Regions from separate parts of the Homo sapiens genome. Here regions 1, 3, 4, 5 and 6 are each linked to region 2. A link is a loop called in an ENCODE intact Hi-C map of the cell type or tissue named here. Cell type or tissue: A673. All regions are shown on one strand.

Region 1 (5,000 bases), 140 kb after region 2:
TCTCTGTCATTTTGTAATGGGTATTTGGAAGGGGGCAGAGGAATTCGATCCTGCATTCCATCCATTACCATTCTATATCAAGTTCCCCATTCACTCTTCAACCTTCTCCCATATGGACACCGGCCACCTCTCCAGCCTCATCCTGGGCCATGTTTTCCTTTATTCCAGCTATGCTGACCTTGACTGATAGTCCTTGAACTCACCAAGGTCTTTCCTGCTTCAGGATCTTTTGCATACTGTTACTTTTGTCCACTCTCTCTCCTTTTCTCACCTAACTTGTCTCTGTTCTTCGCGGTTCTCAGAGAGGCCTTCCCTGATGACACATACAAATTGGGTTATCCTTTTTTTTCTATCATAGAACACCATTCTTTTCCTTTATTATACTTGTATTTTATACTCATATTTATGTGTTAATTTATTTAATGTTTGTCTGCTGCAAGAGCATAAACTTTATACCTAGTAGACATAATCAGATCTCTATTAATAATTGAAAATGGAGAAGAATTATTTTTAAGGAAACTTACAGAAAGGAAATATTAGGCCCTGTCTGGTCTGAGTGTTGCAATACTGGCAGTATCATTCAAATAGAAGGGACATTACAAAAGATCCATTTCTTAAAAGACTCAATCTCAAACTATAAATTTTCCCATACTATTTTAATTCTACAATCTACCATCAAGGAAAAAATAACAGGATCAATTTATAGCTATAAGGCTTAGTATCCCCATAAGCCTTTCTTTTCTCTTTTTTCTTTTGTTTTCTTTCTCTCTCTCTCTTCCTTTTTCTTTCTCTTCCTTCCTTCCTTCTGCCCTCCCTCCCTCCCTCCCTTCCTTCCTTCCTTCCTTCCTTCCTTGCTTCCTACCTACCTTCCTTCCTTGCTTGCTTGCTTGTCTTTAACAGGAAATACCCCATTCATTTTCTTTTATATCCCCTTAGGCTTGAGCCAGTTGAAAAAAACTTCCTTAATAGTGCTCAAATGAAAAAAAAGGAAAAGTGATGAGAAAATTAATATAATGAAATAATCAATGCAAATGACATACCATTGTCCAGAAAAACCCTCAATCAACTCTCTTAGAATTACTGAATCTGAGGGGTAATTGTGCCGTAATCTCTAATTGTAAGATCAAGGCATGCTGTCAGAAGTACTGCCAATATTAAATAGATATTTTATGTTACTCTTTTTAAGGTGGAATTTCTAAGAAATCGAAAACCATTTATCAAAAACATAAATCATTCACACTAAGTATTAACTAAAAATCCTTAATTTTGGTAAAACTAAAATTTGTATTCATCCTCAAATAACACCCATCAATGCTTTATTTTTCTAGAGTCTACAAGTGCAGAAAAAGTTTGAATAATTTTTTAAAATAATAACTTTAAATTTATCTGTATCAGGTGAGTTACTGAAGTGTGTTAACATAGCTAAAGAATCAGAGGTTTGGGGGGAGGAGGAGAAGAAACTTATGTATAATATTTGTTTTATGAAAATACATAACAATGTATCTACTGTTTAAATTCTATGTTGTTTTGGGGAAACAATTTAATGTGCATACATAGTAGCAGTTTACGATTTATAAATGTTTTCTCATTTATTACTCATTTTACAATACATCTTATATTTATAATGATTTTTTAACCTCCCTAGACCTTATAAAATGATGTGATTGGCTTAAGCAATCATTAAGGTTCTTTCCAGCTTTGATTCCATTATGTTTTCAAACTGTGACTCTGCCTAATCACAAGTACAGCTCAGTAAATCCCCTTTCCTCTGTGTGTTTCTGTGTTTGTCTCCATCACTTTGGTGTTCTCCCAGTAGATACATTGAAGGGCATGTTGATTAAATTAGTCAAATTAACTCTTTGCCTGACTCCATCCTCATTAGGCTAATGAGCAGACTTAGGAGTAAATCTGTGTGTCTCAGTTGTCTTAGGTCAGAAGTACTGTCACTGGGAGCACCAGTGAAAAGTTGTAATTGTGACATTCTTTAGGAGTTTTTAGCTGGCAGCTCATTTTACATCCTTTCTCAAGAGGGAACATGTGGCTTTGCTGAATGGAAGTTATAATGTGTTGGGCAATCTCATTTTCTCTGCTGGATCATTGTTAAAGAGGGTGTAATTTTGTTTCCTCCCCTGGAAAGAGTTTCTTGGGTAGGCATGTGTGAGAGATGTTGAACAAGTATTAATCAAAGGGTGAGGGGGGAAAATCCTATTATCACCATAAGGTGCTGTGAAGTAATAGATTTTAATGATGAAGTAGCCATGTGAGTAGCTACACTACAGATTTGTTTATGATTAAGTGTGTGCTTGTGTGTAGGGGATGAGAGAAGGTGACCTGAAGATAGATTTGGGGGAAGGACAGACAAGGAAGAGAGAGAAAAAAACAACTGGTTTCAAAGGTTGAGTGTCCTCTGATTCTAAAAGGCATACTTCCCCTGTTCAAATTACACATCAGAGCACTCATTTGACTAAGTGACAAGTCATATACATATTAAAACATAGGTCTAAAATTTTTACACTGGCCAAATGATTTTTAGTGCTTGGATATATTTGTAAAACATAAAACACTGACGGTTGATAGCAAAGTAGCCAGCATATGGTAGGTGCCAGATACATGTTTTTGAATAGACAGAAGGACACTGTGAACGGTAGTTGTGTTTAGATATTACAGCTGGCTGAGTCCCCCAGTGGGAGCTGGTGATAGCCTACACAATACCTTCCTTTGGCTCATCAAATAGTGTGAATGAAGATACGGTAATACTTCCAGGGATTATGGTCCATTTATGATGGAAACTATTTGTTTTCTAGAAGGAAAAAAAAATTTGCTGTCTCTATGAGATTGGGTTAGGTAGAAGTTTCTCTCTTTGGGGCTCTCAGGGGTACAACTGTGTTGCTACATGAGCCCTACATGGGCTAAAATGTGAATATAGTCAGACACTGCATAATGACGTTTTGGTCAATGACAGGCCACATATATAGTGATGGTCCCATAAGATAACTGTATTTTATTGTATGTTTTTTATATTTAGATATCTTTAGATATGCAAATACCATTGTGTACAATTGCCTACGGTATTCAGTACAGTACATGCTGTACAGGTTTGTAGCCTAGGAACAATAGGCTATGCCATATAGCCTAGGTATATAGTAGGCCATATCGTTTAGGCTTGTGTAAGTACACTCTGTAATGTTCACACAATGACAAAATCACCTAATGATTCATTTCTCAGAACCTACACCCCTAGTCAAGTGATGTATGACTGTATATACAACCAGCAAACATCTAATATTCTGGAAATTATGAGGAAACTATGAGTTTTCTAAAAACATAAGACATTTTAAAAAATTATGTCTTTTTTCCTTTTTCAGTTCAAATCTTATTACTTCCCAGTTGTGTGACACTATCCTCACAGGGCTCAAAGCATTGAACGGTAGATCCCAGCGCTTCATTTATGGCTCTGTGGCAGCTAAGAAAGTCATCTATTGGGAACCATAGCAGATCCAGGGAGTGCCTGGCACAATTTCTATATCAACAGTCTACGTTTCTACGTTTCCTAACCTTTTATTTGCACAGATCTTGCCAAAATGCTTAGCAATTGTAGAACATCTAGACCCATCTTTGCAATGAGGATTAGGTATACTATAGAGACCAGTACCATGTGAAAAACAAAACCTGTTGGAAATGGAAGACTCCTTTGTCACTATACTGTTTCAGATTTCACCAGTAGGTTTACGTCCTGGCTTTGCCTCTTAGCATGTGTTTGTTCTTATCATGAGTCTCCTCAACTATAAAATGGGAATAATTAAAACCACCCACATCGTAAGTTCACGGTGAGGAATAAATGAAAAAATGCATGCAAAATGCTTAATACACTTCTTTGCACATAGAAAGCTCTCAGTAAATGCCAGCCGCAATTACAAATGTAGCTCACTGTGGCTGGGTTGGAGTAGCTCCTTGAATCTCAAAGTGTTACAATAATCAGTGACATAACATTTTTATTTGATAAAATGCAACTTTTAAAATTTGGTGTAATTAAATCCTCCTAGCCAAGAGGAGGCCCCACAGCTACTATTTGACCAGGGAACTAGAATGGTTCCTTGGAAATTTGTATCAATGTTGTGTCTCTTACAAAATAAACAGGATGCTCTACTCTATTTTTCTCCATCGGAGAGAAAGGCTACCCAAGCAAAGTGACTTAAGCCCTACAATATAACTGAGTTTGGCGAAGTAGCTCTTTTACAGTGAACACCAGCCTCTGCCTACCCAGTATGCACAGAGAAATGAACTTTTAAAGGTGCACTGAAGTATCACAGGAGTTTATTGATTATGGTGACACTCCAACCCAAACCATGCTCAAAGGCCTAGAAGTTTAAGAGTGTAGGAAAAGCTCAGGAGATGTGAAGAAGAATTGTTGCCGATGTTACCTGGGACAACAATGAGGTGCAGCCCAATAATCTGGACATAAAAATCAGATTATCCACCAAGTGTTTCTATAAAACAAACATTTAACATATCAGAGCAAAGATATATGATTATCTTAAAAAAGGCAGAATATCTTCCATCTAGGCCAAACTTGAAGGAAAAAGTATTTTTATGGCAAAAGGAAATTTAAAAAGTCTTAAAGCTGATTGATCAACAGTATGGCAGGGCACAGTGGAAAAATATAGACTTTCCATCTCTAGCTATGTCCAGAAGACTGGTTGTCCTGAGCTGTGGGCCCAAGGACCTGGCCTGTGCAGCACACATATTGCTCAGTACTCTGGTGACTTGACCACAGCAGCCGTTTGGCTCAGGCAATAAGCTTCTAATTCTATATCCATCAGGTAACTTTCCAGTGAGCCTTGGCCTGCCCAGATCCATCAATGGAGCCTTATATTTTTTATCATAAGTGAATACATTGGCATTCTGGATTCCTTAATGTCAGACTTGTGAATTGGGTTGGTGTGAGTTATTTCCCTGTGCTTGATTAACTCTGGATGTACTGACTATTGACTCTCCAATCT
Region 2 (5,000 bases):
ATTGCCCAGGCTGATCTTAAAGTCCTGGTCTCAAGCAATCCTACCATCTCTGCCTCCCAAAAAAATGTTGGGATTACAGGCATGAGCCACTGAGCCCGGCATTTTGTTGTTTTTTTAACAAAGTATGTGTGATATGCCACATAATAAACCTCATTGGAAAGACAAGGAGTAACACCTCCCATTATAATAATCTTTAATAAGTAAAGCTATAACTAGGTACAATAAGATTTGTATATACCAGGAGAAAAAAGGCAAGAGATTAGATTAGATAAATAAAATGATTCAGATCGGAAGGTTCGTAAGAGTTGCATTACCAAATGTGTTTGGTAAAACTACAGAACACATTGCTTCCGTGTTCTACTCCAGACAGCGGTCTTTTCGTATCATGAGATTCCATCAATTGCAAAGGTTTCTAGATTCCATTATTGCAATGTTTTCCTTCCCCTTCCAAATAAAATGAAAGCCAATAGAGAAAAGTAGTACCATTGCAAAATCTAAGACCTTTAGAAATAGAATAATTAATTAATAAACATATTATTATTTTACCATAATAGTTGTAAATGAGTGTACTCTGTTCTATATTTTTTAAGTCACCAAAAGTTATTCAGGGAACTATAATGCCCCATCAAATTTAATGATTGGTGACAGGTGTAGCCGTCTGACCTCTAGTGGCTATAGCTTATAGCTGCATTTTCATTGATTGAGTTAAAAAAAAAAAAAAGACTAAGGAAAGAAGTCTTCTTAGATCCTAATAACAGGGTTCTGCAAGTAAGTGTATGATTAGCATCCCTGAAGTTCTGCTGGTCTAATTGTTGGGGTACTAACTACCTCAAGGAACAGAGGTCAGAACCAACTTCGTTAATCTATGAGTTTAAATGCTTGCAATGTGTCAGCAGATTCTGCCCTGAGGCCCAGCAGCCAAGCAATCTCTACAGCATTTTTTTAATAGGCATTCTAAAGTTCATAACAAGCTCTCAACACTGATATTCAACAACACGTCATAGGCTTGCATGAAATATTTTTAAAATCCTGATAGGATACATATGTATGACAATGTATGTTTTTATTAGATATCTATATGAATAATATATCTTTCCTAATGTGTAGGTGTGTGTGTTTCTTAAATATTTTGGGGTTTAAATTGACAGCATTACTCTTCCTCATATACTCCACCATGTTTTTGAGACAACACTTCTGAGTTCAGGGTGCTGCTTGTGACCAAGAAACCAAATGGAACTGACCAACAGTTTGAGGACATAAACCTTCTGATTATTTTGAACCACTGAACTAACAGATGCTACATTTACTATGATGCCCCAGATTGAAATAAAGTAGGAAAATTTGTATTTAGAGTTGAAAAATAAAAAAGAGAACATTCTGCCATTTGATAGTAACATATTTTTCTTTGTCTTTAACATAAACCATACCGTAATACTTGATGTAATTTATTCTTTTTGTGCATTGTGTCTCCACCGAGAATTCTTATTTCTCTCAGTAACTTAATGAATTGCCAAGTATTTATGGCCAATATGGGTCTCCAATATTTTTTTAATTTCAAATACCACATGGATTATAAAGTTCCACATACTTTAAGGCTTCTGTGCTAACACTTATAGCTCTTTTAAGAGGATGTATGTGAAATGGAACAACTAACAGTTACTGTATCTTGTCCTCCTTGTCCATTTTCCTGCTGTCAGAACCTTCTTTAGCTTACCAGGAGTACTATACTCTAATTTCTTTCTTTTCTGCCCTCTGTATGGTACATTTCTAGTCTTTGTGTTTTGTGTTACCATAGAGACAGGAGGTGCTCCAAAGCCCAAAGCCCCGAGAAGACAGACTGGAAGCAGGTCTTTGAGGAAACAGTCCCTGCTGACAAGAGAAGCCTGAGGCAAGAATCTACAGCAGTAAAGGGAAAGAGGGGGATTGTGTGGCCCAATCTGATGGTGTGTCCACAGTCTCAGGAAGCACAAGCTCTGCCAATGCTGTGTTAAAAATGAGTTGTTTACAGAAACCAATTTTACAGAGACCTCAGTGCAGCCTGGGGTTTCATAGGAATCAAACTTTGGTGTTTTATTTGCAAAAAAATAACTGAAGTGACATTGACCTATTCCTTTTACTATTTTCCTCATTAAAAGGGAGCAGCTTCTGAGAAAGGTCCTCTTTGCTTGACTTATTTTGCTGATCAAAAATCTCATCTTTAAAATAAAGGTTCATATTCTTTGACTCGGCAAAAACCATCAGAATTGAAACTGCAGTTTGATTGCAGAGGACTCTACAACCAGCACCCAAATCATTGATCCAAATATGCTAGTTATAGAAATAAGTAGTTTCTATTTATCCTGAGTTGTCATGTAGTCATGTACTCCCTTCATATTTTAGATAACTTACAGCTTTTAAACATTTATCTGTATTTAATGAATTGTTATGTTTCCTGCTATATTAACTCATGTCATACTTGTTAATATTTTTATTTAGGAGAAGGCTGCTAAAAGATTTAAAAATAATATAGAGTTTTGTTTCTCTTTCTTTTTCTTAGAGATGTGATGTGAGGTCCTGTAGGGAAAGTGGGAAGAAGAGAAAAATGAAAAATTTAACAACAAAATAATGTGAAATAGAATTTAAACGAACAGATGTTTTCTGAATTACCTTTAAAACCAATTTCTTTTTCGGAATGGAAAAAGATCCATGCTCACGGTGTTTGCTGGATTTTTTTTCACAGATCTAGCAGTCTAAGCAAGGGAAGAATTCAGGGAAATTCAGAGAACATCAATATTTCTTCCTAGGTTATCTGCACAAAATTGTCCTTTGAAGGAAGAAAGCCACTTGTCTGTAAACCTGTAAATAGAAATAAGGATGAGTAGGGCTCTCTCACTTTCCTCAAACTGACAGTAGGAGGCAGTAGTGTACTAGCCTGAGTACTCTCTTTAAGGTAATGCCTATGACTTATGCCAGATTTCTTTTTTTCACTCATTTTCTAGAAATACATGAAACTAAAATTTTAGAAATAGTTTAAGATTTCATAATGAAGCTTGGTACCATCAATCTAGTACAAGATAATGCTGCTGTGCTATGAATAGAACAATAAAAAAAGGCCAGTCCGTCAGCTTCTAATAATGGCAACACTGTGAACCTAACCCCCACATAGGTCCTGATCCAATACGAATAGGAGAATAGCATAAAGGTCACTCTCATTTTGAAAGGAAGGAGAATTAGATTTAATAAGTTAGATCCTCCTAATTTTCATGGATTTACTAAAACATGTACAGAACTAGTAAGCAAAAGTAGAAGAGTCTCTGAACGGTAACCCAGTCTCCCCATGCCTAGATGGCTGGATAAACAGATGCCAAAACATAGACAGTAGCAACAGTAGGCTTGCATTATTAGCATTCAGATTTTGTGAGTATATTTTTAATCTTTAGCCTTTGTCTATTTTGCCATTCACAGAAGCTACCTAAATCCAACTTACCTAGAAATATATAACTGCTCCTTCCTCTTTATATGAAACAAAATCACAATAAAATGCTAAATATTGGAACAATTCATTTTCACTTGTTTATAATATATACATATTCAACTCTAAATACATAATGTATAGGTAATAGCACTGTGAAAAACTCCAGGTTCTAGATCTGTGCTGTCCAGTACAGTAGACAATAGCCAGGTGTGGCTCTTAAGCTCCTGAAATGTGGCTGGTCTGAATAGAGATCTGCTGTAAGTATGAAATACACATTTGATTTTGAAGGCTTAGTACAAAAAAATGCCAAAGATATCATTAATATATTTTTGCTATATATATGTCAAAGTGATAATATTTGACATTGGATTAAATAAAATATATTATTAAAACTAATTTCACCTTTTTTTTTCAATGTTTAATGTGGCTTCTAGAAATTTTTACCTTGCATGTATAGCCCATTTTTGTGATTCTCATTAAATTTCTATTGGACAGTACCGTTCTAGTCTCAATGTTGAGTCCTCAAGGGACCCAAAAGCACAAAAAAATGTACAATAAAGCAAAATGTTATGTCATCAGCTGTATCTGGGTAATATTACTCCAAAGTGTTCCCTTTTTTTTTAAGGTTTAGTTTAAAACATTAAGTGAAGCAAGGTAATAAAATCATGCCATGCTTGGGTTTAGTCACTCAGGAAATAAATTATCAAGAACTTGTTATGAGGTGGGCACTGTGCTAGGGCTTGGGAATACACCAGTGAATAAAACAAGATACCTGCCTTCATAGAGCTTATGTTCTATCAAGTTAGGTCACAATTAGATGGATATGAATTAGATTTCTTACTACTTGAACATATTGCTATGTTTAGATATGGCTAATGTAGTATATATGTAGTAATAGGCCAGGGAGAAGTAAAGGAACATTTCTATGTATATAGTCATACATAAAATTATTTTGTTATAAAACAGTTATAAACACAAATGTATCCCAGGACTGAATTCTCTAATGAATAAAAACATTATTTTAAGCAGATTCTTATTAAATGCATATCAAAAATCAACCTGAAGTATTAAGTCTACATGGAAATTTTTTAGGAGTCTATGAACATATAATTGTATTGTTTTACAGTACTGCACACCCTAGTTAGCTTTAGCTTTTCCCCAGAATTTTGAACTACTAAGTGAATATTGTTTTGCATGTTCATTATAGAAATGACAGGATCTTAAATGTTTCAAAAACTTAGCACCTGGCATGGTGGGCTAAACCCTCACTGAATTAACTAATGAACTGACTTAACCATAATTTCAACTCATGATCACTGAAGGAACAGTTGAAGAAACTATAGCTGTTTGGCTTGGAGAAGAAAAGATTGAGAGAATATAATATCTGTCTTCAAATATTTGAAGGGCTGGTGGGTGGAAGAGGAATTGGATTTAATACAGCCCTAATGGAAAAAATCAACAGAGCCAGTGACTAAGATTTCAGGGAAACAAACACTGGATAAATCTAAGGTAAAACATGTAATTATTAGAGCTGACCAAAGGTAGA
Region 3 (5,000 bases), 230 kb before region 2:
AAATTGGTTATAATTGCCAAGTGTATTTCTGTAAGACTTCCATAATAATGTTTCATTTTTAAAGTAATAAACTTTTTGAAGTGTTTGTATCAAAAATGGGCAATTAACTTGAAGTGAATTAAACTCCAGATTTCTACAAGACATCCTTGCCTTAAAAACATGTTTACTTCTTGATTTAGCCTAGATTTAAAGTACATTAGAAATGTGCTAATCATCTTTACCTGAAAAATCATCACACAGTTAGATATAAGAAAAAGTCAAGAGTTTGGGGTAGTGTTAGTGCTTTCCCAGCTCCAAATAGGACCAAAGCTTGACTTTTCATTTGTTTTTCACTGTAGAAAAATTAGCTCTTAACTCTTTCATCTTTAGGTTCCGTAGACTGATGTTATGATTTCTAGCATTTTCATTTGAACAAAAATTAGTTAAAATTCTACAGTTTTTACTTGCCACTAAGTTTAAGTTTTCTTTTATCCAGTTATGTGAATTCATTAATTTGATTCATATTAATTACAATTTTTTCTGAAAGGTTGTGTTTTATTTAAACTGATACCCTAACTTGAGACAGTAGATTAAATTCAGTCAAGTTGCTTGCATTATATAATCAACTTTAATTCTCCATAAGAATTAGTTAAAAAACATAAGATGTAGCTCCACCAGGATATTGATGTTTATGTTATTTTCCTCTTTGATAGAAAGGCAGGGTGTAAAAGTAAGACATCTAAAATATTAGTAACCAATGTCAATTAAGGTCAATTAGCATATATCAGAAATAGTTTGTATACTGGAAATGTCTTACTTTTTTTTTTTTTTTTTTTTTTTTTGAGACAGAGTCTAGCTCTGTCACCAGGCTGGAGTACAGTGGCACGATCTCGGCTCACTGCAACCGCCTCCTGGGTTCAAGCGATTCCCCTGCCTCAGCTACCTTAGTAGCTGGAACTACAGCTTGGTGCACAACACCAAGCCCAGCCAACTTTTTGTATTTTTAGTAGACATGGGGTTTCACTATGTTGGCCAGGATGGTCTTGATCTCTTGACCTTGTGATCTGCCCACCTCGATCTCCCAAAGTGCTGGGATTACAGGTGTGAGCCACTGCACCCGGCCATATGTCTTACTTTTATCATGTATCACTTAGATACAGTTTTCTAGGGCTCTATATCCTGTAGAGTATGGTATACAAATTTACTGTGGGAATTATGTCAATTTCTATTAAATTGTATATCCTTGAAACTTCTAACCACTAAACCATGTGATGTGCCTAATTTTTCACATTTTCTGTAATATAGACTTTCATGTTCATATTTATGTCTCTGTTGAAATTGGAAGCAAAATTATTTAATGCTGATATTACCTCTCTTTCTAATTAAGTCATAAATGTATATGTAGTAGACATGGATACTTTTTGTGGTACTCAGTTCTTAGTTGTTCATCTGTCACTTATATAGTAATTCAGAAACTTAAGTTACCTTCTTGAACTGATCTCCTTGTGGTTCTTGTCACTGGACATGCACTCATTTGATCAGGATAGCTCTCAAGGTGTTCTAGAGCTGATTATCCATGAGTGGGGTAAAGTAGTGCTGGTAACATGTGGTCGTAAGTTGGCTTGTACCTATTAGGATTGAAATCCAGTTATATGATTTCAAGGCCTTAGAGCTTAATTATATTATTGACTTTTTTTTGTAGATGATCATATATTTATATGTCCTGTGTTTTCTAGGAGATTTTGGTATATGAAAAGTAACACATCAAAAATCCAATAAACTCTCATTTAATGCTAAAAGACTAAGGATCCTGGCCAAATGGTGTTTTAGAGGAGTGCCCTGAGAGGTGGTCTATCTCTGTATCTTTTTATAGTGGCTTGTAATGAATAAGGCCATTTACATGCTGTTTTTGTTGGTTTAGGTTCTGGGCAGAGGACACTGAATACTGACTGATGTGCTTAATTTGAAATATTCTTTTCCCTGGACAGTCCAGGACAAAATTTTCTTGTGGAGAAATTGGTGTATATTTGAGAGGCAATAGCCTCCTCTTTTACTCAGCTTAATTTTCTATCACTAGATTAACAAATGAAAATATACTTTGTCATTAATTGGAGTCATTGCTTGTGTCTCTTCTTGGATTCTTTCCATCCCTGTTTATCCCCAACACCTTCTCGTCCATCTTTCCAAAATATTACCTACTTACCAAGGGTTGATTCCGATGGAGTAGAGCCTGACTTTAGTTTTATGACTGCATTTCTTGTATTTGTAGGCTTTCTTTGATCAATAAGCTATTAGGTAAAATCACTGTGTTCACAGTGGCATGCTTTAACTGTGAGAAATGATTTATGTAAATATTCAGTGGGATCAGAAGATTAGCTGAAGTTTGGAAAGAGGCCTAAAAATTTGCAGTTGAAGCTTGGTGTACTAGACTTTCTTTGATTAAAAATTCTAGGTTTTTGAGTATTTGTCTCCACGTTATTTAATTCTGTTAAGCTTCCTGTTCTTCAAAGAAATCAAACATTTATAGGAAGATTGAATCGAACAAATGTCCTGTTTGTGTGCTGTATTTTGATCTACCACCATTTGGTGTCACTGTAGGGCAGGGCTTTTAAACTTTGTGCAGCTGAGGCCTTTTTAATGAAAAATGTTGTAGGAAATTCGTGCATATCTCCCTGCATTAAAAATCCCTCGCTTTAAAATACATCATATATTCTTGTTGTAAAACATTCAAATAACATAGAAATATTGAATACAATGTAGATGTCCCCCGTATCCCACTACCTCTTTTCATTCCACACAAATGATCATTTTTAACAATCTGTTGTACTTCTAATTCCATTTCTGTGTATTTACCAATGTATGCATGTTCACGTGAACATTTTAAAAAATCCATTGTTCTGAAACTTTTTGGCTGTGTCATATATTTTGAATATGTTTTTCATGTTGTACTGTTTTTAAATTCGTGCATTTTATTTCATAGCCCATATTATGATTTTTCCTTTTAATCATTCTCTTAATGAAGGACACTTAGTTGTAGTTTCTCTCCGTGCCTCAGGTTTTTTAAAAAATAATTCTGTATACATCTTTGTATTTGAAGGCAGTGCATTAGTATTGCACATTGTCTGGGTTTAAATTCTAGCTGTACCTCTTCCTAGCTATATGATCTTTGGAAGTTACTCATTTTTTGATACCTCCATTTTCTTATTTATGAAGTAGGACTATATTAGTTTCCTGTTGCTGCTATAACAAATTACCACAAACTTGGTGGCTTAAAACAACACAAGTTTATGATCTTACAATTCTGGAGATCAATAGTCCAAAATGGTTTAGCTTGGGTGCATTCCTTCTGAGGGCTCTAGGGGAAAAATTTATTTCCTTGCCTTTTCCAGCTTTGAGAAGCTGCTAGCATTTCTTGGCTCATGGTTCAGCATTGCTCTGACTTCTATTTTTGGCATCACAACCCCTTCTCTGACCCTCCTGCTTCCCTCTTATAAGGACCCTGTGATTATATTGGGCCTTCCCAGATAATCCAAGATAATCTTCCCCATCTCAAGATCCTTAATGACATCTGCAAAGTCTCTTTTGCTATGTAAAGCAACACATTCAAAAGTTTTGGGTATTAGGACATGGATATCTTTGAGGGACCGTTATTTTGCCTATAACAGGGACAGTAATAGTGCCTACCTACATTGTATTGTTCTGAGGATTAAATAAATTGAGAGTGAAGAGATGTAAATCATCTCACAATCATACTTAGTCTTTGAATTGCTAAATTGAAAGGCCTTTTTAATCTTGCTAGTTACTGTCAAATTGTCCTTCCAGAAGGCATGTGAACTTACACTTTTTTTTTTTTTTTTTTTTTTTTTTTTGAGACAGAGTCTCGCTCTGTCGCCCAGGCTGGAGTGCAGTGGCGCGATCTCAACTCACTGCAAGCTCCGGCTCCCGGGTTCACGCCATTCTCCTGCCTCAGCCTCCCGAGTAGCTGGGACTATAGGCGCCCGCCACCACGCCCGGCTAATTTTTTTGTGTTTTTAGTAGAGACGGGGTTTCACCATTTTAGCCAGGATGATCTCGATCTCCTGACCTCGTGATCTGCCCGTCTCGGCCTCCCAAACTGCTGGGATTACAGGCATGAGCCACCGTGCCTGGCCAAACTTACACTTTTATGAATAATATAAGTGAGGATTCTTTTCCTTGCATAATCATTAATATTGTTTTTCTTTTTTAGTTGGTGACTTTTATTTTACTTATTTCATATTTCTTGGTTATTAAATGAGATCGAAGCAGTTATTATGTATTTATTGGTTGTTTATATTTTTTCTTAGAATTGCCTATTAATATTGTTTATTTTCCTATTTTATTGCCTTGTAGCTTGTAAGAGCTCCTTATATGTTCTATAGCGCTACTCTTGTAAATATTTGCAATTTTTCTCACTGCCTCTTACTTGTCTTTTTATTTTTATTTATGACGTCTGCTGTATCTTGCATCTTTGAAGTTTGGTTTTAAAAGTGAATTAAAATGAAGATCTGCATAACTCACTTAACGATAGAGATGTGATTTTTTTTTAGGGACGCATTGGTCCTTTGTACATGACAGGTGCATGGAAAATAGCAGTTGGTTAATTCTTTAATTTGATTAAATAGAGGATCTTGTAAAGATGTAAAATGGAGAATGAAATGCCCCTAAATATGTTTCACTGACTCTAAATTCCTTCAGTTGCTCCCCGAGCCTTTCACACGGTTACCCAAAATTCTTAGAATAGCATTAAAACTTTTTAAAAAAAGTATCATTTCGGTAAACTGACACAATAAATGGCATATATTTAAAGTACAGCAGTTGATTAATTTTGACATATGAAAACATCCATGAAATGATTACAACAATGAAGATAATGAAGATACCCATTACCCCTAAATGTTTCCTCAGGCTCATCTGTAATCCCGTCCTTCCCACCCAGCATTACGTCTTTAAATGAAGCAGTTCCTAACATTCCCCTTCTACCTCCTATCTTACTTTTTTTC
Region 4 (5,000 bases), 720 kb after region 2:
ATTTGTTACTTTATGACAATTGAAATAATAGAGAACTTATGAGTGCATACCTTATGACAAATACATGGCCAGATTTGTCTTCTGTATTCAAGTCTATTGTATGCTCTACTAATATAATACTGCTTTCAACAGAAGTATGCATCATGGTTTAAATCTAATATGGCCCATTGGTTTAGCAGTATTTGACAACCCTTGATATTCCTCTGAAAGATTCCCCATGACACTGAATTAAGAAAGATGATATTTCTCAGATAGAGCAGTTTTTACTGTCTCATGCTTTATTTCTAATGGAATTAAAGATAACTCAAACAATTTGAAACTCAAAAAGCGTGTTCAGCTCTGAAGAACAAAAACCTCTAAGATAGTTTGCCCTAGCAATGTAAAGGAAGTTTCATGTTCACTGTTAACTTTAAATCTCTGCCAGCATTAGCGAGCAAATATTTCTGAGATCACTTCTTGTTCATTAAAATAGAGGGGAAAATAATATTTTAAATAATGTCAGATTTCAACCCTTCTTACGTATTTATTCATGCCTAGAATGGCTTTAATTATGGATCACTGGAAACAGATTGCTGCAAAGAAAATAAACTCAAGAACAATCAATGATAATGTATTACAACTTTCTAGGTGATTATAAAGCAGTTTTCTTGTTTAACATACTAATTCCTATAGGACACTTTCATTCTCAGAAGAATAATTTAATTTTTATATTACATGTTTTCAAATCTTCCCTTTTTTGCTTTACAATTTTCAGAAGAATGAGTCTTCTAAAGTGTGGCAATCATATTTTGGAATTCATCATATATGACAGGCGATGGTATGTGAATTGTTGCCTCAATTATATTGTGCCATTAAGGTAATTTTTTTTTCTCTAAACCTCATCAAAAAGGAGGCATAACAACTAGCTTTCCTCCCTGAAATAGCAAATGCTGACAAGCTGTTTAATAATTCAGATGGCTTTTTCCTGGATTGAGTTCATCTCTAAGCTTTAGTTTTATAGAAATGTTTAAATATGTTACCTCTAGTTCTTGCAATTTTATTCTAAAAAATATTTTGGAGTTCCTTTTATCATAAAACAGACTACTTTTGAATCTCATGCTAAGCAAGTCTGTTGCACCTCTGCTATTTTTACTTCACTCTGGATAGGTGCTTTTTCACAACATCCAAGGAATAGTCATCTCAGCTAGAATGGGGTAAAGCCTATTGTCATAAAGGAAAATATATCCTTAATATTTTCCCTTTGAGGTAAAGAATCTGTGTGGTTTATTTTCCTAAATGGGCCATAATTTTTTTCTGTAATTTTGACCAAACCATTTAACCTCTTTATTTCAATATTACTAATGTTGAGAATGATGCTTAGATAGAAAAAGCACAGGCAAAAAAAAAAGGGAAAATTTTTTAGCAAAACTAATATAGCAACTGATGGCGAAAAGTTTAGTGTTCCAGGCTGGGGCTTATTCATGAAAATTATCAAAACAGCAATTTCTTCATCTACAAGAAGGAAGTTAGCAGCATAATCTCAGGGTTTTATGAGTATTAACTGATACACGAATTGTAAAGCAAGACACCTGAAGTAGTTTCTCCATTTCTCTTTATTTCCCCTTAGTGTTTCTAAATTTTACCAATTTTCCATGTACAAGTGAAGTTTTTATTCTAACTCAAGATGGTAGTGACTTAAAAGTTAAAGTCTTTCTTCTCAGCTCACATTCTTACCTGGTAAATTCTAAATTTCAAGAAAGTCAGGGCTTTTTTTTTTTTAAGCAATGTTAATAAAAATTACTTTGTTTTCCATTTTTTTGATCTACTTAAATTTGGACAGAGAAACACAGTCTAAATGACATAGAACGTCCTTAATTTCAAAAGCTATTTAATAGTTTTTGATTAAAGTGACATTCCTAGAAATTTAAGTCAGGAGCAGAAGTAGGATATTAATACTCAGGAAGGCAAAGGTATTAAAGGAAGTGTTAGAAAGAATATTGAAAATTTAACTGGAAAAATTAAAAATCTAGAATATTTCAGAGAATCTGATAAGCTTACTCAACTTATATTGTATTTATCTTTGACTTCACATATCTTAAGCTATGCACTTTTGTCTTTTCAGTTTCCTTGCTGAAACAATTTTAAAAAGTGGTCACTTAAAAAAATAAAGAAGTATATATTAACATCAACCAGCCACAAGAGGGAAGTCTTGGCTATGTAAGAAGTAGTGTGCATATAGGGAGGGGTCCATTTTTTTTTCAAAAAAACAAAATAATTAAAAGCAAAAAAAGAGAAAATATATATCTTTTTTATATAGCACGATGCAAAACCTGCTAGAGAAAATCTTTTCTACTTCTAGCGTGCTATCAGACTTTTTACAAATATAGAATTATACTTATGTCATACACTCTCTTAAATCTTGAATCATTTGTTCTCTGTGAAATTCAATATAAATTGATTTTTTAAAAATATATACATATATTATTACCCATATATCTATATTTTATGCACATAATACAAATCATGAATGTAATTACGACTTAGTTCTCTGAGCTAAGTACATAGTGTGGTATCTAATAATTCTCGCTGTTGTTTATTAGCAGCATCTTTGGAATAAATTCTGACTATGTTTTATCCAGCTTGAGAATCATACATTTATAATGACGAGATTTAGAATTTCAGATATACATTTGTCAAGGAATAAATGAAAAGTATAAAGCATTTTTAAATAAGATCAGCTATTAAGCTATTTGGAAATTCATAGTGAAGAGAGACCTGAAATGGATATTGAGCTTTGTAATGACATATTTTAATTGAAAAGGTGTTTGGTGGGAAGTTTTGGATTATTTCTGTTTGCATTCATGATTGCTCATCAAATAATTAGCCTCACATGGTATAATTATACAATACAATTAATATATTATCTAAAGAATAGAATGCTCTGGCAATCTGTGGCAGAACAAGGAGCACAGAACTCTTAAATCTCAACTTTGGTTTTTGAGAACTTTATTAGTGACATATGCAACAGGTAGTCATTTTTGTTTAATATCTCTACTATTTCATCCTAAAAAGCATGCAATTTTGTGCATATTAAAAAGTATGCAATTTATTCATTGGTAAAATTCTGTGAAAATTTGATGTACTTGCATTCATATAGATAGAAAGAATATTATAAAGACATTTAGCGAGTACAGAACACACGTGAATTAGCCTGTTTCTTTCCATATTTATCTCTATACCTATTTAAGTTTGTGTGCTTTGAAGTTACAGTCATTTTGAATATATACTTTAACATAATTTATTTTCTTTAACTATTTAGGGAAAATTTGTCCTTAGTCTAATTTCTAAGTTGGTTAGTGATATGGTAACCCAAAGTAATAAATGGTGCGACTTTGGTTAGATTTAACCTCATTTCTAGGGCATTTCTATGCTCTAAAATGAAAATCCTAAGATTAGTTTACTTAAATATTGGGTTAAATTATACCTTTTATAGTATAATTATATATAACATTGAACAAAGTATACTAATCCCACATGCTTAAGTAAGTCCTATTCTAACTAAAATATTATCTAATATTCATATTGTTTGGATTTGTCACGTGAATAATTTAATAAACTGTGAAGTGTGTATGTTTTATTGGTATGAAACTCATCACTTCCTAGTTTGAAGGGAGCCTGTTCTGTCTTAATTATTTTGTTGTTGTCTTGAGCATACAATTAGCAATTGCCCATGTTCAGAAGAACTTTCAATGGCAGGACAGACAGAATCTGTTATGTTTTCCTTCCACTTGGATAAATCACTTACAAATACTCCCATTGTAATTAGACATTTATTTTACAGTGCAAAATCTATATGGGAATGATTATCTTTTTTTTTTTTTTTTTTGAGACGGAGTCTCGCTCTGTCGCCCAGGCTGGAGTGCAGTGGCTCGATCTCGGCTCACTGCAAGCTCCGCCTCCTGGATTCATGCCATTCTCCTGCCTCAGCCTCTCGAGTAGCTGGGGATTACAGGAGCCGGGAATCATTCTTAACGTGTCTCTGAAGTTCATTTTTATCATCAATGTAGAAGTACAGAAGTAAAGAAAAACAATTAGAAAAGATATTGCATGTTTAAACATAGTTATAAAGGGCCTGGCAGAGAAAAATGCTTTTATGAAAGCTTAGTTTTGTTTTAACGTGGGGCCAGGTATCAATTCACATATAGTACGTGTTTTTTTGTTTTAGGCCTTCAAAATTAGGCTTGAGCTCTATTTAATGGCATGGCAGGATGCTGTATTAATATAAGAAGTATTATTGTCATACTACTGATATAGATGTTAAGGTGAGCAGAAAGTTAGCTCCCAGACTATGGTTACATAAAGAATTAGTGAACAGAATGAAGGTGGTTTAATTCCCAAATCACTATTCCAATTACTAAGGATTAATACAGTCTTATTTTCTCTTTGTTCTATGGGTGTACTGCATGAATGTGCATTTGCTGAGGAGAACTTAAGTTACTCTGAGAGAAATGTGTGCTTCTTTATCAAACAAAAATCAAAGCTTCCTTCTTCAGTGTCATACTGAGAGGTGACTGTGCTGGCAGTCCTCAGAGCCCTCGCTCGCTCTCGGCACCTCCTCTGCCTGGGCTCCCACTTTGGCAGCACTTGAGGAGCCCTTCAGCCCACCGCTGCACTATAGGAGCCCCTTTCTGGGCTGGCCAAGGCCAGAGCCGGCTCCCTCAGCTTGCAGGGAGGTGTGGAAGGAGAGGCGCGAGTGGGAACTGGGGCTGTGCTGGGCGCTTGCGGGCCAGCTGGAGTTCTGGGTGGGCGTGGGCTTGGCGGGCCCTGCACTGGGAGCAGCCGGCCAGCCCTGCCGGACCCAGGCAATGAGGGGCTTAGCACCTGGGCCAGCGGCTGCGGAGGGTGTACTGGGTCCCCCAACAGTGCCAGCCCATCGGCGCTGCTCTCGATTTCTCACCGGGTCTTAGCTGCCTTCCCACGGGGCAGGGCTCGGGACCTGCAGCCCGCCATGCCTGAGCCTC
Region 5 (5,000 bases), 220 kb after region 2:
GGGAGATCAGAGGAATTCACTTTGTCCTGGGCAGTTAGGGGAATCTTCAGAGAAGACTTAATATGAGCGTCGAAGGATAAGTAAGAGATGGCCTGAAGAAGTTTGCTAGCATTCACTTTAGCGAGTGTTATTTACCGTTACATGATAAGGGTAATAAAAGAACATGCCCTGTGGAATCTAACACTCCTGAGTTCAGTTCCTTGCTCCACCACTTTCTTCTTCTTCTTCTTTTTTTTTCCCTTGAGAGACAGTCGCCCAGGCTGGAGTGCAGTGGCATGATCTCGGCTCACTGAAACCACCACCTCCAGCGTTCAAGCGATTCTCATGCCTCAGCCTGCAGCGTAGCTGGGATTACAGGCGCGCACCACCATGTCTGGCTAATTTTTGTATTTTTTCGGTAGAGACGGGGTTTCACCAAGTTGGCCAGGCTGGTCTCAAACTCCTGAGCTCATGTGATCCACCTGCCTCAGCTTCCCAGAGTGCTGAGATTACAGGCGTGAGACACCGTGCTCGGCCGACTTTCTGATGGCATAGTTTGGGCATACTATTTAATCTCTCTCTGAGCCTATACTTTCTCTTTTGAATAACAACATGGTATGCTCCATGAGAAAATAAATGAGATAAATGAGAAAACAGTAAACACATGCCTTTGAGTCTTATAGATATTTCTGTACATAATGTCAACAAATTTAGGGTCTAACTGATATCATAATTACACTCCTGAACACATTATTTGGAACAAAGCCGCTCCTTTTATAAGCGCCCACATTCTTTGCTTGATCCCACTGTTCAAAGATTTTTGTTCATTTTCTGTTCTAGATTTTCCCTTACAACACTTGTACTGGATTGAATTCTGTCCCCTACAAAATTCATGTCCATACAGAACCTCAGAATATGACTTACTTTAGAAATAGCGTCTTTGCAGATATAATTAATTATATTAAGATGAAGTCATGCAGAATTAGTGTGGGCTCTAAATCTAGTATGACTTGTGCCCTTATAAGAGAGGGGAAGACACACAGGGTCACAGGGAAGAAGGCCATTTAAAGAGAGTAGCAGAGAAAGGACCCAGGCTGCCACAAGTCACAGAATGCCAAGGATTGCTGACAACCACCAGAAACTTCAAGAGGCAAGGAAGGACTCTTCCCTAGGCTCTGAAGGGCCTTTGGAGGTAGCATGCCCTTGCTGATGCTTTGATTTTGGATTTCTAGCCTCTAATACTATAAGAGAATAAATTTCTTTTTTAGGCTACCCAGTTTTTGTTACTTTGTTATAGCAGCCCTTGGAAACTAATACAACATCTATACGCCATCTACCTTCCATTTAAAGTCATGACTTAATTCTGAAGGCATGTAGTGGCTTTGTAACATGTTGAACTGACAGGGCTGTGCTGCATTTCCTAGAACCCCCTTCTCTGTCTGTTTCTAATTAAGCTGTGCCACAAGATACATTTTTGTGCAAGCTTTGGGGGCACAAACTCTAACAGCAGCCATATTTTTTTTATGCTTAGAATATTGAGGTAGGGCCACCGGGTGCTTTTGTGGTTCAAATACCTTGCTCCTCATCTGCCTGCTCACCTCATTGGTGTTTAAGGCAGCAGCCTCACCTGCAATTGCTGTGCCTTCCCCTGCATCCTTTTTCAGCTTCTTTGACTCCTGGCCCAGGTGTGTATTTACCTCAGTGAAGAAGAGTCCATCTTCTCCTGCAGGAGACAGTGAGAAACTGACATGGTTTGAGCTTTTCCTTGTTCTCTCTACTTGATTTACATCCACCCATTCCTTCCAGACTGCCTGCCCAGCAGACATCAAGCTCCAGCATCAAATGCAAAGACAATGGCCTTGCAGACACTGTTTTACCAGCTCCCTCAATTTTCTAAAGTCAAATCTCTATAATAAATTGCTTCTCTAATTAGACCCTCACAGATGTAGGTACTCAGGGCCCCATAGCTTGGTCCTAAGTTTTCAGACAAGATCATTTCTCCCTGTCTACAGATGAGACAGCTATAATTTAAAAATCCTTGCACCCAAAGTTCTCAAACATACCAGGTGAAATGCCAAGTGGTGTTTTATGTGAACTTACTTTTGTGGTTTTCAGCCTCCAGTGAATTTAGTGGCTCAGCATAAAGATCTCTCACTTCCTCTCCCTCATGTTTGTGACACTTCTTTCCCTTGCTCTGCTGCCACAGACAAAGAAAATTACAGGCAGCTCCTACTGTTCCCTTCTTCGACTCCCACCAGGAGCAGTAGGCTCCAGGGTTCACATTCTGTTTTACAAAGGCTTTTTCAGCCATCGTTCGGGAAGACCTTGGCTCGACTGTCAGCAGGAACCGTGGCTATCTGCAGCTGGAGCCTCAGAGGAGAGGCCCTGACTCCACAGTGGCAACCCTTCCCTTCAACCTTGTCGTAGTTCTCTTTCCCGAGAGCCAGACAATGTAATCTGAGACATCCTGGTGCTGATGGGAAGAAGATGAATCACAATGCAATGGGCGTTGGATTTTTTTTTTTTTTAAAGCTCTCATTTCCTTTGTGCGTAAAAGCTGGACATGACATTTGCAACTGGCTCTACCAGGCAGTTCTCCTTGTGCCAGCACCAAGTATACTCTCATAATATGGCCCACAGTGAAAGCTTCATGCAATTGTAATGAAGATCCTGTAGCCAGAATGAATGACTCCATTCACTGCAAACATAGAACTTGCTATGGATGTTCAATTACATTTGATGTCTCCTGGATAGCGTAGAAGGGGAGGTGAACAGTGATGTCAGCTTGGACGAAGACAGGTTAGAATAAGCAAAAAGGGGACTTGCTGTTCTCATTTCTAGTCAGCATGCCAGTAGAATGGTGTCTGTAACCTGGCACTCTGTTCTTAATAGGTTATTGATAATGGTCTTTATTCATTTTTAGAGGACTCTTCCATAGCTCCAGTTGTCCCCCAACCCAGCCCCAACTCAATGTCTCTAAGTTGCCATATTTCTGTGACTTGATTTACCCTATTCTTTCTGCAAGGATATTTCTTGCCTTTTCTGTACTTCAAGAACTCCTGCTCATGTTTTGAGAACTAGCTGAAACATTCTATCATTGACATCTTCAGAGAAACGGAACTTTTTCTACTGTGTTCCCAGCATCTTTTAAGAATCTTTATTATAATCCACAGTCCAAATCACATAATTATTTACTTACCTGTCTAGTATCTAAACTTCTTGTGGACTTGACTGATTCATCAGAACCTAGAACAGTTCCTGGAACTAATGTGGAACTAATAGCTTTTCTTTTTTGAAGAGAATTGGATAATATTGAGAAGAGAGTGATTGGCTTGGCTAAAGAACATTAAATTAGCATTTTGAGTATCTGGATTGTAATCCCCAATTCTGTTACTATCCATATGACCTTAAGGGTTTTAAATGGCTGGTCAGGGTTGAGTGACACTGACTAGTGAAGCAAGTCTCAATTTCTTTTGCCTTGATGTCTTCATTTGCTAATTGGTGGATATGATAATCACCCTTGCTAACTCATGGGTTTGTCTTAAGAATCAAATGAAACACAAAATATAAAAATGTCCCTGTTCCCCCCATCAATAGAGCATAGAGCAATGCCAGTTATTTTCGTTAACGCTTTTATAAGATCTTCAGAGGTTCAGGGATGGACAGGCTCCTTGTAACCTGGGGCTCTTCTCTCTGATGCTGGGCTGTTAGAACAGGCTGACCTGGACTAAGGACTTGTTCCTCTGACCTGTGATTGGTGGAAAGAGTCCCAGTGAAGGCCATTGGCTTCTGAGATTTAGGTGAATGAACTTTGTTATGTGGCTTGTTTGTTGTGGGCTTTCTGCCTGCCTCCCCAGGCTCCTAACAGGTGATATACACAGTAAAAATACTAGTGACCACTTGGAAGACACGAGTTTGAAATCACGAGTTAGTGAATGGGCTGAATTCCCTGGGAACAGTCATTCAATCAATAAATATTTCTTAGGCAGCTATGGAAAGAGCTATTGAGGGACATTATAGATTTTTCAGAGATCTTTACAAGGAAAGAGATTCTCATTGGTCTGGGATGGACCAGGGCTTCTCTTATTTGAGGCTGTTTTTACCTCCTCCTCAGGTATGAGCTGGCCTAACTCTTTTCTTTGGCAGTTATGTTCGCTATAAGCTGGGCAAAACCAAAAGCCAAGTAAAAATGGCCTCTGGTGTCTTCACATCTCCCTTATGTACTCGCTCCGACTTCCTAACCAGCTCTTTTCCTTACCTCTAAGGGTGCAGGGGCCTCATTTTGTCCCTTAGCTGTCCAAAAATCACTGCTTCCTTTTTGCCTTTCCCCAAACGTAGAAAAAGATTTAGTAGCTTATCATTCTAATTATTAAAAAAGAGCTCTTCCTTTATAGATTGATATATCTTTCTTCCCTGTGTCTTCAGATGTTTATTGGGGATAATATAGTACAATTTCAAAACAGAATATAGTGATACAAACTACAGAGGGACATTTTTCTCTGATAAACTCAGCACCTTTGCTAAGTAATAGTTGTGGACATCTGCACATTTGATTATGATGTGCATTGTCAGAGTTTTAGTGATTTTCCCCATGTCTATGAAGGAAAGGTGAGTTTCAACAGCTCTCGAAATGGGGATTCTTAAAATCAGCAAACAGTTCACACTGTTTAGAGAAGTCACGATAAGACTAGATTTTGGAGGGGCAAGACAGTGGAAGTAAGAATAAAAGCAGATTTTGTTTTGCTTTTGTATTAATAACACAGATGGTCACACTACTGAAGACAATCACATCTTAATAAATTATAGTTACACCAGCAGCAGCGAAGACACCAGCAATGTATACAAAGTGAAGATACCACACTTCTTAATGAAGTTCAGTGATAAGAATTGTCATTAATGTGATGTGTGTTTACTGGTCAGGTAAAAATAAAATTTGTTAATGAGATACAATGGCCTTAAATAAGACACAGAGAAAGGATTTACATATTAGTATAGAAAAAAAAAGAATTTTCTGGTTGTAA
Region 6 (5,000 bases), 360 kb after region 2:
CAACTGCATCGTCCTTGCTATTTTTAATGATAGCTATTTGTTGAAAGTGACTGTAAAAGCTGGCATAACCTAAAAAGAATATTGGTTGTATCTCTTCCAGCTGTGAAGATTTTTCAAATAGAAAAAGCCTAATTTAATTTGGTTCTCTATTTTTTATATTTAAATTCACAACAGAACTCTGCAATAGTCTCAGGCGGGCTCAATCGAGGTGCACTAGTTTGATGCATCATTGTAAAATTCTGACACCATCTCACAGGGCTGCTGCGGTGACAGTGTTCACAGACAGAAAACATGAAGGCGAAAGTCTCTGCCTGTTTCTTTTGAGTGTAATTTACAGTGCAACTTAAACTCTGGACCTGTTTAATGGTCCTAACAGCGGAGTTTCTAGGCCAACGACTAAATCAGCTGCAGTGCTCCGCATTCACGGACAAGCCTTATGATTTACAAAATTTAATAAGCTGAGCCCTCATGACATTTCCCCCCAAGATTCTGCTTTTATAATCGCTGCCACAAAGGTTGTCAAAGGAGCATATACCCATTGGCATAATGAAACCTTACTGTCTTTTTTTTTTTTTTTTTGCACAAAAGCATATAAATATACTCCTACTATTGTTAATTCATTAACAGTGAATAAATTCTAGAGCATTCTTCTTGCCAGATCTGATAATACATTAGTGACTTTTTTGCATTGCTTTATGGAAGTGATATTTCTTGGGTAGTATTTTTGTGAGTGTCTGCCAAACAGAGTACAGACAAAGGTCAGATGACTTAACAGTTTCTCATCTGTACCCTGATGCTTTGTCAAGGTTTGCCATATGTCAGAATTCCTTGTCACAACGTGAAAGTTTATCTTTTCTACTGAGGGAACATACAGTGTCTGGTTTGGGTTTCTTTGTCTTCATTTGCTTTGAAAGGTACAACTATTTAGCAGCTTTGCCGAAGAGGCTATCATTCTATCAGCCTGGGTTGTGCTGCTTTGTTATATCAGATGGCTCTTTGAGGCCAAATTTGGTTTTCGAATAGGAAAACAAAAGTACTTGGATGATTCTGTTTCATTAAAATAGGCACTACTCTAGCCATGCTTTGGTGGCCTCTGGTACCTTGGCTTGCCCATTGCGTGATGTTGCTAAGTGAGAAGCCTGCAAAAATCACAGCCTAATCTACCTGGAATACCTGGCTTGGTTAATAGTCGTTTGGTAGCTGACATATCTAGTGGTACCATTTGCTATTAAATAAAATTATAATATTCATCAAACAGGAATTAGAAGTTACCCTGAGGCTACTCTTTTGAAGGCATGTTATTTCTGTTGAGATTGTATACAAAAAATAATGGATCTTCCATTGTTTTAGGCATATTCTCCCTTCCTTTTAAAGACACATTTCCTGAAACCAAAATAGGCACATACTCCAAATCTTCAAATCAAATTGTCTTCTGTGTCCTGTTTCCTGTCTCCCATTGTTCTTGTCTCTTTTATTTCTCCCAAAGTCTTGTTTTCCCCTATTACGCAACTCAGGTTCATGCAGATTAGTTCTGCAGCCTTTTTCCCCCCATTCAGCTCAATCCTGGGGGAATAGTATCCTTATTAAAAATGTACACATTTTGCTGCGTTTGAGAAGATTGGCTTAAATACAATGATAAACGTGAGAAAAATAGATACATTCTATTATGATAACCTGACTGCTCTATTTTCTTTTCACTACGGGGAGTTTTCATGGGTGCGTGGCAAAACAAATTGCAATCACCTGGGTATTTTCCACTCTGGTTCTGTCATTCTGAATGATAAATGTATTTATTCTTTAGCTGAGAATTAATATATCTGTACATCTCTATATATATACATATATATCTTTCCATATGCATAGGCAGATGATAAGCAACAACTAAGGAGAACAAGTTGAAAATTTTTTTTATAAGATCAATGAAAAAAATGTTTTATGTTCACATTGAAACGTTTAAGGCCTGGGGTAAGACAGCTTTTAAGGTCAACCAGAAAGGAAGATTTTCTTGTTGTAAGCATCTATCAACAGTCCTTGGAGGCGCAGTCAGCACTAGCATAATTTAATATGCCTTCTCCGTGAAAAGAATGCCTCTTTGACATCATGCCACAACTTGTACTTCAACTGAAGATTTTCAGGTGGTCTATGTTTTGCTGCATTGATTTCCTTTTATCATTTTAGTCAGTTTCAAATCCCTTTTTTTCTTATGTGTTCTAGAAACAAGGAAAATAAAGACTCATACAAAATATGTATTCCTCTGGCATTCTCTTTCCACACTGAAAACAAGCAATAGTTGCTGCCCTGCAGATGGTTAAGCAGCCCCATTCTAGGACCTGCTGAAGCTGCAGGTTGATTGTGGCTAGACTGTGGCATGGTTCCTTGGAAATTCAGGCTTGACAAGCAGAGCTGACAAAGGACAAATTGTATAGTGTCTTTTACCAGCAGGGGCCGCTGCAGAGCAATAATGGTTGGGATGCTTCTTTAGTTTGTTCTTTGGAAACAGAACATATAAGAATGTTAATTCTGTTGAGGCAAGAGATTTGGGGGAAGGGAAAATAACAGGAGGTGATGAATACAGTTGAAATCAGTCAGACAAATAAAGTAAGCTTTTAAAAAGTTTTGCCAGAACCATATGTCGAAATAATGCAGATTTTTTACCTGCATTTTACGTGTTCCTTCTGCACATGTGTATGTAAAGCAACATATAAAATTACTGGAAAAAGAAGAATGAAGCAACATCAGAGGAGTTCAGGATTTGTACATGGCAAATCTAACTTTTTTTAAAAAACTTCGAAAATCATAAACATTTTTGGAAATATGACTAGAACTATAACAGTGAAGACTGCAGAAAAATGACTCCCTGTTCACCCTCACCACTCTTCACCCAAGACAAACCACATACCTTGAATATATTGCAGTAAACTTTTTTCCTGGGAAGGTCTCTCTTCAGAAAAATAAATCAAACATTTGTATACTTTTCACATTGTTTGTTTTTAAAGACAGTTTTCTGTGGATTGCGGTGTTTTAAAGATATATGGAGGTTGCACAGATGGATAACACAGTTATATGTTTACCAAAGAAAGTTATCTGGAATATATGGACTTATGCTGGTATGTAATTTTGGAAGGGGGAAAATTAAGCTAGGTTTTCTTAAGAGTGAGGTTTTCCTTCTGTGTTTGGAATATTGAGAGTTGTGAATATAAAGATATTGCCCTGAAATATCTTTTTCCCCAAAATTTCAAAGCTGAGTGAAGGTACAGGAAAGAAAACACCAGGATGCTGTCTGTTGACCATATATCATATAATGTTGGGGAACAGTTGGTCCCCTAATTTAATTCTGTATGTAATCCAGAATAGCCTTATTTATTTAAATAGATCTGGCCTTTTCAGCAATTGCAGTAAATTCTCTTGTTTTAGTAATTAAAAAGTAAAGGGAAAGTGTACAGATAATTAAGAAGCTGGAGCACCTGTTGGCAGAATCCCATGGGAAAATACTGGCTGTAATAGAAATGTATTTGCTCTATCCAGCAGTTCAGGAATATCAGCTAAAATGTCATGCTAAATGAAAGAAAGGAAATGGAAGAAACTGTTGAGTTTAGCTTTATATAAATACAGCAAACACTTATGTATGCATTGGATTTTCTGATACCTAATTTAAACTAGTATTGATCAGAATTCTTTTAAAATTAATCTGGTACCTTGAAAGTGGTCCAGAAAGTTATTATGAAATGATATGTTATCATTCCTTCCAGGTATGAACAGGGATTAGCTGAAAAACCAGCTGAAAGCTAATGCATGAGTAAATCAGGTTATAAAATTGATACTATCTCTGAAAGTCTTCAAAGATTCAGGTCATTTCGACGAAAACTTATTTAGCATCTACTAAGTGCCAAATACTATGTTAGGAATTAGCAATCATTAGAAGAATAAGACAATGTTGCTATCCTAACGGAACTTAGAGACTGTGGAAAGGATCTCAGTGTATTTCAAAACAGTGAGAAGAGTGCTATGAAAGAAATATTCCCATAGAGCCACAGAAGTTCAGGGGTGTGTGTGTGTGTGTGTGTGTGTGTGTGTGTTGAATACTTAGACTGGGAGTGAAGACAGGCTTTTCAGTGGAGATGGTGCTTGCATTGATTTTTAAGGATTAATAGCCATTAACTAAGGAAATATAACTTGAAATTATCCTAAAGGGATTATCTTAGGTGTTCTACCACCTCGATTTTTAAAAACCATTTCATATATGAAATTCTATCTTATTTTCCAGAACCTTTGAATTAAATCTCTCTAAGGACAGCCTGACACTTCAAAGAATAGGATTTAATCATTCAACAAATGTGGTTAAGAAATTCTTCTGTTAGCTTATTTTAATAAGAGGGATATCCATTTATTCATTGATAAGCAAGTAGTGAGCTTCTACTATGTTCTGCTACTGTTCTCAGCACTGGGGTTAGAGCTGTGGATAAAAGACTTTCCCTGCCTTCATCAATCTTATCTCACATTATATGGGCTTAAATCAAATTTATGAACAACAGCTTTTCTAGCTTATAAAACACTTTTGCATGCATAGTGTTATTTAATTTACAATCCTTTGAGACGGTGAGAGCATCTGCCTTGCTCCCTTTCTTTGAGGCAGCATGACTCACCTGCACATCCACAGAGCATTAAATATGAGGCCTAGAATCCCAAGACCACCTCTTCTCCAGCTTGACCCAAGCATGATCCTGAACTTTGATATTTTGAACTTTAAACCTAATCTTGTCTATGGCCTCTTGGTCAAACTTAATAGGTCAAATTCAATAAAATATTTGTGGTTTCCTGGGCCAAGCCTTGTTTAGTATTAAGAATATGACTTCAGGGGGCTTCCAGGATAGTCATGGAGTAAAACAGTTATATAAGCTTAAATAAATGCATAATTAGACACTGTGATAAAATGGTAAAGGAAAGGCACATTGTGCTATGAGGAGATATAATGGGGAGGGGGTTAGAGGTGAAGGAGGGGC

The links. Peaks named below come from ENCODE experiments on the same cell type or tissue, not always from the same donor. Only the 100,000 strongest peaks of a DNase experiment are listed, where the experiment ranks them.
Region 1: it touches region 2 in a loop (5-fold over the local background); 12 of 110 quality-filtered maps call a loop at or near these places.
Region 3: a loop joins it to region 2, with 10 times the contacts of the local background. A loop is called at or near these places in 28 of 110 quality-filtered maps.
Region 4: a loop joins it to region 2, with 4 times the contacts of the local background. A loop is called at or near these places in 2 of 110 quality-filtered maps.
Region 5: a loop joins it to region 2, with 4 times the contacts of the local background. A loop is called at or near these places in 18 of 110 quality-filtered maps.
Region 6: it touches region 2 in a loop (5-fold over the local background); 4 of 110 quality-filtered maps call a loop at or near these places.

What each region holds. Positions count from the first base shown.
Region 1 is chr13:59,539,528-59,544,527 of GRCh38, reverse strand. All of the region lies in intron 1 of LOC107984625 (a long non-coding RNA gene), which reads left to right. Among named protein-coding and RNA genes, the nearest start is that of DIAPH3-AS1, 470 kb to the left of the region's middle. In A673, no CTCF peak of the experiment used is centred here; DNase peaks (open chromatin) are centred at 927, 1,437 and 2,007; H3K4me3 peaks cover 791 bases; H3K27ac peaks cover 4,184 bases.
Region 2 is chr13:59,676,287-59,681,286 of GRCh38, reverse strand. The region is part of intron 27 of DIAPH3 (diaphanous related formin 3); the gene reads left to right. Among named protein-coding and RNA genes, the nearest start is that of DIAPH3-AS1, 330 kb to the left of the region's middle. In A673, CTCF peaks have their summits at 473, 673 (motif pointing left) and 2,876 (motif pointing right); DNase peaks (open chromatin) are centred at 656, 1,826 and 2,906; H3K27ac peaks cover 4,599 bases.
Region 3 is chr13:59,904,191-59,909,190 of GRCh38, reverse strand. The region is part of intron 20 of DIAPH3 (diaphanous related formin 3); the gene reads left to right. Among named protein-coding and RNA genes, the nearest start is that of DIAPH3-AS1, 110 kb to the left of the region's middle. In A673, a CTCF peak has its summit at 2,554; a DNase peak (open chromatin) is centred at 2,570; H3K4me3 peaks cover 487 bases; H3K27ac peaks cover 3,169 bases.
Region 4 is chr13:58,958,286-58,963,285 of GRCh38, reverse strand. No RefSeq gene overlaps it. Among named protein-coding and RNA genes, the nearest start is that of LINC00374, 730 kb to the right of the region's middle. In A673, a CTCF peak has its summit at 2,186 (motif pointing right); no DNase peak of the experiment used is centred here.
Region 5 is chr13:59,456,540-59,461,539 of GRCh38, reverse strand. No RefSeq gene overlaps it. Among named protein-coding and RNA genes, the nearest start is that of DIAPH3-AS1, 550 kb to the left of the region's middle. In A673, no CTCF peak of the experiment used is centred here; a DNase peak (open chromatin) is centred at 2,419.
Region 6 is chr13:59,315,961-59,320,960 of GRCh38, reverse strand. No RefSeq gene overlaps it. Among named protein-coding and RNA genes, the nearest start is that of DIAPH3-AS1, 690 kb to the left of the region's middle. In A673, CTCF peaks have their summits at 2,226 and 2,427 (motif pointing right); DNase peaks (open chromatin) are centred at 1,480 and 2,450; H3K27ac peaks cover 1,049 bases.